Linked DNA regions of Homo sapiens: region 1 is linked to region 2. A link is an interaction called in ENCODE POLR2A ChIA-PET data of the cell type or tissue named here. Cell type or tissue: GM12878. All regions are shown on one strand.

The links. Peaks named below come from ENCODE experiments on the same cell type or tissue, not always from the same donor. Only the 100,000 strongest peaks of a DNase experiment are listed, where the experiment ranks them.
Region 1: POLR2A ChIA-PET joins it to region 2 with 5 read pairs; 7 of 35 experiments call an interaction of 5 or more read pairs at or near these places.

What each region holds. Positions count from the first base shown.
Region 1 is chr1:21,907,178-21,912,177 of GRCh38, forward strand. The region is part of intron 1 of HSPG2 (heparan sulfate proteoglycan 2); the gene reads right to left. It also overlaps the pseudogene RPL21P29. Among named protein-coding and RNA genes, the nearest start is that of HSPG2, 28 kb to the right of the region's middle. RefSeq lists enhancers at 2,240-2,956, 2,671-2,720, 2,781-2,840, 2,891-2,960, 2,957-3,672 and 1 more. In GM12878, no CTCF peak of the experiment used is centred here; DNase peaks (open chromatin) are centred at 2,377 and 2,774; H3K27ac peaks cover 381 bases.
Region 2 is chr1:21,774,522-21,779,521 of GRCh38, forward strand. All of the region lies in intron 1 of USP48 (ubiquitin specific peptidase 48), which reads right to left. Among named protein-coding and RNA genes, the nearest start is that of USP48, 6.1 kb to the right of the region's middle. In GM12878, no CTCF peak of the experiment used is centred here; no DNase peak of the experiment used is centred here; H3K4me3 peaks cover 2,467 bases; H3K27ac peaks cover 2,573 bases.

The sequences.
Region 1 (5,000 bases), 130 kb after region 2:
GGACCCTCCAGAAAGTCTGGAGGTACCTGTGCCCCAGAGAGAAAGAGAGCTTCGTTCAGCTGCTGAGTGCAGAGACCGGGGCAGGGGCTCACTCCCAGGGCCGGCGACCATGCAGGTAAGGGGGTGCTGGTGCTCTTCAGGGCAGCGACTGAGAACAGGGCTCCCAACCAGCTCTGCTCGCTGGTCCCTTCCCTTCTCTGGGCCTCAGACTCCCCTCTGTCCGATGATGAAGCAGCCCTAGGTCATGGCTCTCCAGTCCATCCTCAGCAGCCTCAGGGCCACTCTGGACAGGAGTGAGGTGGAAGCGGGGCACCGTTAGAGTTTGGGCCCCTTCCCAAACACTCACTTTCATCAAAACACATCCAATTTTTTTTTAACAGGGTTCTGCTCTGTCGCCCAGGCTGGAGGGCAGTGGGCCTCCTCAGAGCCTCCTAGGCTCAAGATATCCTCCTGCCTCAGCCTTCCAAGTAGCTGGGAGTATAGGTGTACATCACTACATCTGGCTAATTTATTTTTTGTAGAGATGAGGTCTCGCTATGTTGCCCAGGCTGGTCTCGAACTCCTGGTTTCAAGCGATCCTCCTGCCTCGGCCTCCTAAAGTGCTGGGATTACAGGCATGAGCCACTGTGCCCGGCTACAAATCCACCTCTTTCCTTTCTATATTCTCACCTACATAAATATCTGGTTCAGCCCTTGGTTAGCTGTGAGGCCATGAGCAAGTCATTTCTCCTCTCTGTGCCTCCGTTTCCTCATGTGTAAAATGGGCACGATCATTCATAGTAATAATATCTATCTCATACGGCTGTTGTGAGGGTTAAATACAGATGTAAAATGCTACAGATAACACAGCACATGGTGAATGTTCTATAAGTGTTTGCTGCCTTTCGGCCGGAACCGCCATCTTCCAGTAATTCGCCAAAATGACGAACACAAAGGGAAAGAGGAGAGGCACCCAATAGATGTTCTCCAGGCCTTTTAGAAAACATGGAGTTGTTCCTTTGGCCACGTATATGCGAATCTATAAGAAAGGTGATATTGTAGACATCAAGGGAATGGGTACTGTTCAAAAAGGAACGCCCCACAAGTGTTACCATGGCAAAACTGGAAGAGTCTACAATGTTATCCAGTATGCTGCTAGCATTGTTGTAAACAAACAAGTTAAGGGCAAGATTCTTGCCAAGAGAATTAATGTGCGTATTGAGCACATTAAGCACTCTGAGAGCCGAGATAGCTTCCTGAAACGCGTGAAGGAGAATGATCAGAAAAAGAGAGAAGCCAAAGAGAAAGGTACCTGGGTTCAACTAAAGCGCCAGCCTGCTCCACCCAGCAAAGCACACTTTGTGAGAACCAATGGGAAGGAGCCTGAGCTGCTGGAACCTATTCTCTATGAATTCACGGCATAATAGGTATTTAAAAAAAAAAAAAGACCTCTGGGCTGTTAAAAAAAAAAAAGTGTTTGCTGTGATTATCTTTGTTATTTTGATTAAAATAAGGGTCTCACTGCTTAATGAGTTTGAAAGCCATCAACTTAAACGACCCCAAAGCTTCCTCTGGTTTTGATATTTTAGAGCACTGACACTCTAAAACATTAGGATTCTAAAATTCTAGGCTGTGTCCCACCTGCAAAAGGAACAGGGCTAAAGGAGGGGATTACAAAGTCAGGACAGGCTGGGTGCGGTGGCTCACGCCTATAATTCCAGCACTTTGGGACTGGTGGTCAGGAGTTCGAGACCAGCCTGACCAACATGGTGAAACCCCGTCTCTACTAAAAAATACAAAAATTAGCCGGGCATGGTGGCACATGCCTGTAATCCCAGCTACTTGGGAGGCTGAGGCAGGAGAATCGCTTGAACCCGGGAGGTGGAGGTTGCAGTGGGCCAAGATGGCGCCATTGCACTCCAGCCTGGGCGACAGAGTGAGACTCCATCTCAAAAAACAAAAACAGAAACAATGTCAGGACAGAGCCAGAAGGAGTCAGGCTGCAGAGACCCGCTGAGCAAAGGGTCATCATCACCATCATCCTCATCATTCATTTATACCTCCCCTCTTGCCCTGTTCCAAAAAGGCTGCAGACAGCTTACAAAGATGCACACTTAACAGCCAAGAGAATATTAACTAAAGAAATATAAGAAAAACTCAGGCAGGGCAGGCAGATGGAGCCTGGAGTGAGGCAAGCAGACAGAGAGCACATGCTGAATCCCAGAGATCTAGGAAAGGGACAACTCATGTGGCCCTGAGCTTGCCAGCAGCCAATGGGAAGAAGGAAACCTGACCAGTCCCTAGATTCCATGTCTCACAATGTAAAAACAAACCAGTTGCTTAGAAAAAGCACAACTATCCCTGATACTGAGAGCAGGGAATGTCCCAAGGGACAGGCTTGTCTGGCACCCTTCTCTGCCTCATCAGTGGGGCTGGCATCCCCTCAGAGTCTGCTGACCATGACCCTTTGAAGCTGAAGCCAGGGGCAGAGGCTACAGTGATCAAAGATTCAGGGAGCTGGAATGGCAGTCCAGTCAGTACCCCACCAACCTCACCCCAGCAGCCTTGGTCTAGGCAGGATTACCCATCACTCCCCAAACCCGAACACAGCCAGTGCCCAAAATAGCTAGAGCAGGAGAGGGTGCCAAGAGGCCCTGGCAAGGGCCTGGGCTAGGCCCACCTACAGGAGGGCCCAGTGGGCCAATGCACACATACCTCTGGTGCACAAAGAGGCACCTTCAGTCAGGCACAGAGCCGTCCCTGGGAGTCCCCCACCCACCAGGCTCCCCCCTCAGCTGCACGTTGCTCACGCAGAACTTGAGCTGCTGCTCCACCCTTCCCACAAAGCAGGCCTTCCTGCCTGAGCCAGACTAGAAAAGCCTTCCACAGAAATGCCACCGCACCATATAGGGAAGTGCCTGAAGACCTCCCCGCCCCACCTCCAGAATCTGCCAGAATCAGCCCCCTCAGGATCCTCCATGGCGATGTTGGTTCCTCCCTGGGTCCCCCAGCTGCAGACCAACACAATGGGGGCTATTCTGGGCTGCACGGGGTATTTAAAGCTCTGACTGGGCCTCCTCCCTGGGGAACAAAAGGCCTTGCCCTCCGTAAGACCTTCCTGAAATTGTTCCTGCCCAGACTGTGGTGGCTGCATCCTGTACTGTTCCCCACCTCCCCTGCCAGGCCCTGAGGCCCTGTAAGATTCAGCACAAAATGCCTCCTCCAGGAAGCCCACAGGGCTGCCTCCTGTGCTCAGCAGCACTGCCTGAGACCCTCAGAAAAGCTGGGTCCTGGCTCAACTCTGCCATCGATCTTCTCTGGGTCCCAGTTTTCTCATCTGCAAAATATGGATGTGAATCCCAGTGTGTGAAAGCACTCCAGAGGCTTCCATGGTTAGGATGAGTAGTGTCTCTCCAGCCACTTTGTGAAGCAGAATATAAGCAGGAACGGGAATTGGTCTGTTTTGTCGCTGCCCTTTTTCTAGCACCTGGCACACAGTAGGTGCCAAATAAATATTTACTGACTGATACAAATATTTAAAGAATGTGTCTGTAGCCTCCATAGAACCACCCAGAATGCCAGGCACACAGGTGGTTAATACCCTCGATGGTAACGTTGCCAGCTCTCAGCTTGAGCACAAAGAACACATCAAGCCTTATGCTAAGTACCTGATGTTAATTATCTGATTTAATTTGCTCAACAGTCCCAAGAGGTCGGTACCATTATCTTATTTCACAAGCAAGAAAACGGGAGTTCCAGTCCAGGTGGTTAAGCAGCTCGCCTGAGGTCGCAAATGGCCAAGCTGGGAGTCAAGCCCAGGAGCCCTGAAGCCCCTGGCATCCTGCGCCAAATGCACATTGAAGAAAGGCAGTCGGAGAGCACTGGGTGGGGAGCCAGGAGCCTGAAGTCAGCCACTAAGCTGTGTGACTTCAAGCAAGTTGCTTGGCCTCTCTGAATCAGTTTTCTCTTCCATAAAAACAAGGGCATGAATTCCTCTTCTTCAGGTCGTTGGTAGGATCAAAGGAACCAAAGATGTGACTCTGTCTCCCACACTAGCCCCAGCCCCTCCCCAAGGGCAGCAGCTGTGAAGGATGGTGGGAAGATGTACTGGGAGGAGGGGGCTACCCAGAGCTGGCCCCAGAACAAAGCTCCACAGCTGCTGACAACAGCTGGGGAGAGCTCTGGGCCTGGCCCAAGCAGGGGGAGAATGGGCAGGCTGGGAAGTCACCTCTGGCCCTCCTCTGTCACCCTTCCCTGCTGACAGCTGCTGAGGCCTCAGGGCCAAGGGCCCCAGAGCAGGCAGGGAGTGGGGGTGTGGAGGGGGTGGGCGGGCTGGCTGGGGTCATCTTAGTCCTCATGCTGTCAACTGCTCAAGCCTCAGGGTGCCTGGCCTCGCTGTCCCATAGCACAGCCCTTTACCCAGTTCCCTGGGAAGCCTGGGTGGAGAGGCCGGAGCAAAGGTCTGGGGCTGAACATGCCTTAACTGGAGCCTGGCCTGCTCCAGGGCCCCCGTGGGGAGGTGCAGGGCCGGGAGGGAGGGAGTCCTGAAGAGGCTTGCAATTTCCCTGGTGCACAGCCCCACTGCAGGCCCTTCAGGAAACGTCCCTGGAGGCTGTGAGCTTGGCCCACCCCAGCCCATCTCAGCCCCCTCAGCTGCCGGCCAGCCCAGCTCCACTCCCAGTTCGGTGCCAAGCCTTTCCAGCCCGCTCCAGCCCACGCAGCTCTCTCTCCTCTGAACTCTCACATACCCATAATTACAACTGACCATATTTTCCAAAGCAGAAATCAAGAAACCACTAAATAAAGGATTTCTGGGCTACTTCTGAGTGTCAGAGGCAGCCTGGGAGGTGAAGTTTGGATGCAGAGGTATTCAAATCTCTGAGACACGTTGATAGTTTTTTGCGATGACTACTATATCTATCATATTTTATTAATAAGTCAAAGCCATCCTAGGAAATGTGTGTTGGGCACATGCCACCCCATACCACTGTTAACTGTTGACTGGACACTTTAGCCTGGCA
Region 2 (5,000 bases):
ACTAAAAATACAAAAATTAGCCGGGTGTGGTGGGGCGCCCCTGTAGTCCCAGCTACTCAGGAGGCTGAGGCAGGAGAATTGCTTGAACCCGGGAGGCAGAGGTTGCAGTGAGACGAGATTGCACCACTGTACTCCAGCCTGGCAACAGAGCAAGATTCTGTCTCAAAACAAACAAACGAAAAAAGAATAGCCAGGTGCGGTGGCTCACACCTGTAATCTCAACACTTCGGGAGGCTGAGGTGGGCAGATCACCTGAAGTTAGGAGTTTGAGACCAGCCTGGCCAACATGGTGAAACCCCGTCTCCACTAAACTACAAAAATTAGCCAAGCATGGTGGCCCATGCCTGTTGTCCCAGCTACTCCGGAGGCTGAGGCCCAAGAATCACTTGAACCTTGGGAGGCGGAGGTTGCAGTGAGCCAAATTCACGCACTGCACTCCAGCCTGGGCAACAAAGCTAGACTCTCTCAAAAATAAATAAATAAATAAATAAATAAATAAATAAATAAATAAATAAGGCAGCTCTACATGCATGAATAGAAACAAGTTGCAACAAAGTATGTATTGTGACTCCCCTTTGTTCTTTTTCCTTTGAGACAGGGTCTTGCTCTATCGCCCAAGCTGGAGTGCGGTGGCATGGTCTTGGCTCACTGCAACCTCCACCTCCCAAGCTTAAGCCATCCTCCCACCTCAGTCTCCAGTGTAGCTGGAACTATGGGTCCTCGTTAGGGTTATTTTGTTTGGTTGGTTGGTTTTTATTGAGACAGAGTCTCACTCTGTCACCCAGGTTGGCGTGCAGTGGCTCAATCTTGGCTCACTGCAACCTACACCTCCTGGGTTCAAGCAATTCTCGCGCCTCAGCCTCCTGAGTAGCTGGAATTACAGGTGTATGCCGCCACCATGCCCGGCTAATTTAGTAGAAATGGGTTTTTGCCATGTTGACCAGACTGGTCTCAAACTCCTGACCTCAAGTAATCCTCCCACCTCGGCCTAACAAAGTGTTGGGACTACAGGCGTAAGCCACCGTGCGTGGCCCTCATTAGGGTTTTGGGACTAGAGCTACAAAGCCACTGAAGTAAGGTGGCATGACACTGGCTTTCTAGAGTGCTTCACACATTTCTGTAATGTTTTAATTTAGTAATAGTCATATGATGTTTCCCTAATGAGAACAAAACAGACATTGTACTCCCTATACACGGCTGGAAGCATAAGTAAATCCAGCCTTTGAAAATTCATATCAAGGCTGGGCATGGTGACATGCACTTGTAATCCCAGCTATTCAGGAAGCTGAGGAAGGAAGATCCCTTGAGCCCAGGAGTTTGAGACCAGCCTAAGCAACATAGTAAGACCCCGTCTCAAAAACAAAACAAAACAAATTTCACATCAAAAGATTAACTGTAACAAAAAGAAATTGTAACAAAATAAATACATATTAAACATATGAAACCCTTTGCACTTAGATCAGAAAGTGTGACTAACACATTATGTTGGTGAGGGTATGATGTATATGTAAGATACTCTTACACATTGACAGGGAAATGTAAAGAGAAACCCTCATTCTGAGGGGCAATTTAGCAACATGGATCAATATGAAAAACACACATCCCTTACCCAACAATTTTACTTCCAGGAACTTACTTGACCACCAACCTCACTGTTAACAAACAAGTCTGCCCTCAAGACACATAATATTTGCAGAATTCTGTGGACAGAGGATTTAGTACACACTGCTTTCATCCTGTGATTGCCCTAAGTACTTTCAGAAATGTAAACAGTCCTGACACATGTGGTCTTTGAATATGGTCAAACACCTCATTCTTCAGCTTTGGTATCTCATAACAAATTGTTGCATAAAGTATGAAAAATACATATTGGTGATACTATTTATTTATTTAGTCTCTTCTTGCAAAGAGAAGAAATAAACAAAAGGAGAAAGGCTCATGTCTGGAATCCCAGCAATTTAGGAGGCTGAGGAGGGAGGACTGCTAGAGCCCAGGAGTTTGAGACCAGCCTGGGCAATGTGACAAGACTCTGTCTCTATAAAAAAGGAGAAAGTGAATAGTGTCTTGTCTCAAAAAAAAAAAAAAAAAAAAAAAAAAGAAGAAAGTGAGTAGAAAGAGAGCTTTTTGGATATCTAAATAAAAGCTGACAGGGCCAGGCACAGTGGCTCACGCCTGTAATCCCAGCACTTTGGGAGGCCAAGGCGGGGGGATCACTTGAGGTCAGGAGTTCGAGACCAGCCTGGCCAATATGGCAAAACCCCATCTCTACTAAAAATACAAAAATTAGCCGGGCGTGGTGCCTGCAATGCCAGCTACTCGGGAGGCTGAGGTAGGAGAACTGCTTGAACCTGGGAGGCGGAGGCTGCAGTGAGCCGAGTTTGTGCCGCTGCACTCCAGCCTGGGCAACAAGAGTGAAACTCTGTCTCAAAGAAAAAAAAAAAAAATTAGCCAGGTGTGGTGGTGCATGCCTGTAATCCCAGCTACTCAGGAGGCTGAGGCAGGAGAATCGCTTGAACATGGGAGGCGGAGGTTGCAGTGAGCCAAGATTGCGCCACTACACTCAGCCTGGACAACAGAGCCAGACTCCATCTGAAAAAAAAAAACAAAACACCAAAAATTAGCCGAGTGTGGTGGAGCATGCTTGTAGTCACAGCTACTCGGGATGCTGAAGTAGGAGGATGGCTTGAGCCCCTGGGAGGCAGAGGTTGCATTGAGCCAAGATTGCACCACTGTACTCCAGCCTGGGCAACAGAGCCAGACCTTGTCTCATAAAATTAACTAATTCATTAATTAAAACTGCTCAAACCTTGGGTGAGGTGTGGCTTCTTACAAGACCAAAAGCGTCAAAAAAAAAATAGTACAATGTTGGGGCCAGGTGGTTCACACCTGTAATCCCAGTACTCTGGGAAGCTGAAGCAGGACTGCTTGAGGCTAAAGGTTCAAGGTCAGCCTGGGTAACATAGTAAGACCCCAACTCTACAAAAAATACCAAAAAAATTAGCTGGGTGTGGTGGTACAACTTGCAGTTGTACCTACTGGGGATGTTGAGGCAAAAAGATCACTTGAGACCAGGAGTTTAAGGCTACAGTGAGCTACAATCACACCACTGCACTCCAGGTTGGGCAACAAAGCAAGAACCCTGCTTCACTGATAAGAATAAGAAGGCGGAGAAGAAGAAGAAATTGGACTACATCAACATGAAAAGCTTTTGTACTGAAAATGATACCACCAATAAAATTAAAAGCCATAGAAATTAGAAAAAATATTTGCAAATCATATATTTAATAAGGGACTTATATGCAGTATATATAAAGAACACAACTTGGCTGGATGCAGTGGCTCACGCCTGTAATCCTAGCACTTTGGGAGGCTGAGGTGGGCGTATCACAAGGTCAGGAGTTTGAGACCAGCCTGGCCAGCATAGTGAAACCCCGTCTCTACTAAATATACCAAAAAAAAAAAAAAAAAAAAATTAGCTAGGCGTGGCGGTGTGCGCCTGTAGTCCCAGCTACTCGGGAGGCTGAGGCAGGAGAATCGCTTGAACCTGGGAGGCGGAGGTTACAGTGAGCCGAGATGGCATCACTGCACTCCAGCCTGGGTGACAGAGTGAGACTCCGTCTGAAAAAAAAAAACAAAACAAAAACAAGACCAAAAAAAGATCACAACTCAATAACAAAAGGCAACTCAATTTAAAAGCACGCAAAGGATTTAAACAGACATTTCTCAAAAAAGATATATGAATGGCCAATAAGTACACAAAAAGATGTTTAACGTGATTAGTCATCAATGAAACACAAATCAAAACATAAGACACCACTTCGCACCCACTAGGATGGCTAAAAGAAAAAAGGCAGTAACAAGTATAGGGACATAGAGCAATTGGAATCCTCATATACTGCTTGTGAATATGTAAAATAGCGCAGCCACTCTGGAAAGTAACCTGACAATTCCTCAAAATATTAAACACAGACATGGTGGTTCGTGCCTACAGTCCCAGCTACCAGGGAAGCTGGGGCAGGAGTATTGATTGAGCCCAGGAGTTCAAGGACAGCCTACACAACATAGCAAGACCCTCATCTTAAAAAAAAAAAAAAAAAAAAAGCCAAAAAAAGGCCATGAACAGTTTCATTCATGCAATCCAAGCATTTCAGGGGGCCAAGGCAGGAGGATCACTTGAAGCAAGGAGTTCAAGACCAGCTTGGGCACCAAAGTGGGACTCCATTTCCACAAATTTTTTTTTTTTTTTGGAGACGGAGTCTCGTTCTGTCACCCAGGCTGGAGTGCAGTGGCGTATCTCAGCTCACTGCAAGCTCTGCCTCCCGGGTTCGTGCCATTCTCCTGCCTTTGCCTCCCGGGTTTATGCCATTCTCCTGCCCCAGCCTCCCGAGTAGCTGGGACTACAGGCATCCGCCACCATGCCCGGCTAATTTTTTGTATTTTTAGTAGAGACGGAGTTTCACCACGTTAGCCAGGATGGTCTCGATCTCCTGACCTCGTGATCCGCCAGCCTTGGCCTCCCACAGTGCTGAGGTTACAGGCGTGAGCCACCACGCCCAGCAAAAAAATTTTGTTTAATTAGCCTCGTGTTGTGGCATGTGCCTGTAGTGGCAGGAGGCTGAGGCGGGAGGATTGCTTGAGCCCAGGAGTTCAAGGCTGCAGTGAGCCATGATTGCACTGCAATACAGTCTGTGTTACAGAGTGAGACCTCATTAAAAATAAATAAATAAATAAAAGTTAAAAGAGCTGGGTGCGGTGGCTCAAGCCTGTAATCCCAGCACTTTGGGAGGCCGAGGTAGGTGGATCACCTGAGGTCAGGAGTTCAAGACCAGCCTGGCCAACTTGGCGAAACCCAGTCTCTACTAAAAAATACAAAAAATTAGCCGGGTGTGGTGGTGGGCGTCTGTAATCCCAGTGACTCAGAGGCTGAGGCACAAGAATCGCTTGAACCTAGGAGGCAGAGGTTGCAGTGAGCCGAGATGGCGCCACTGCACTCCAGCCTG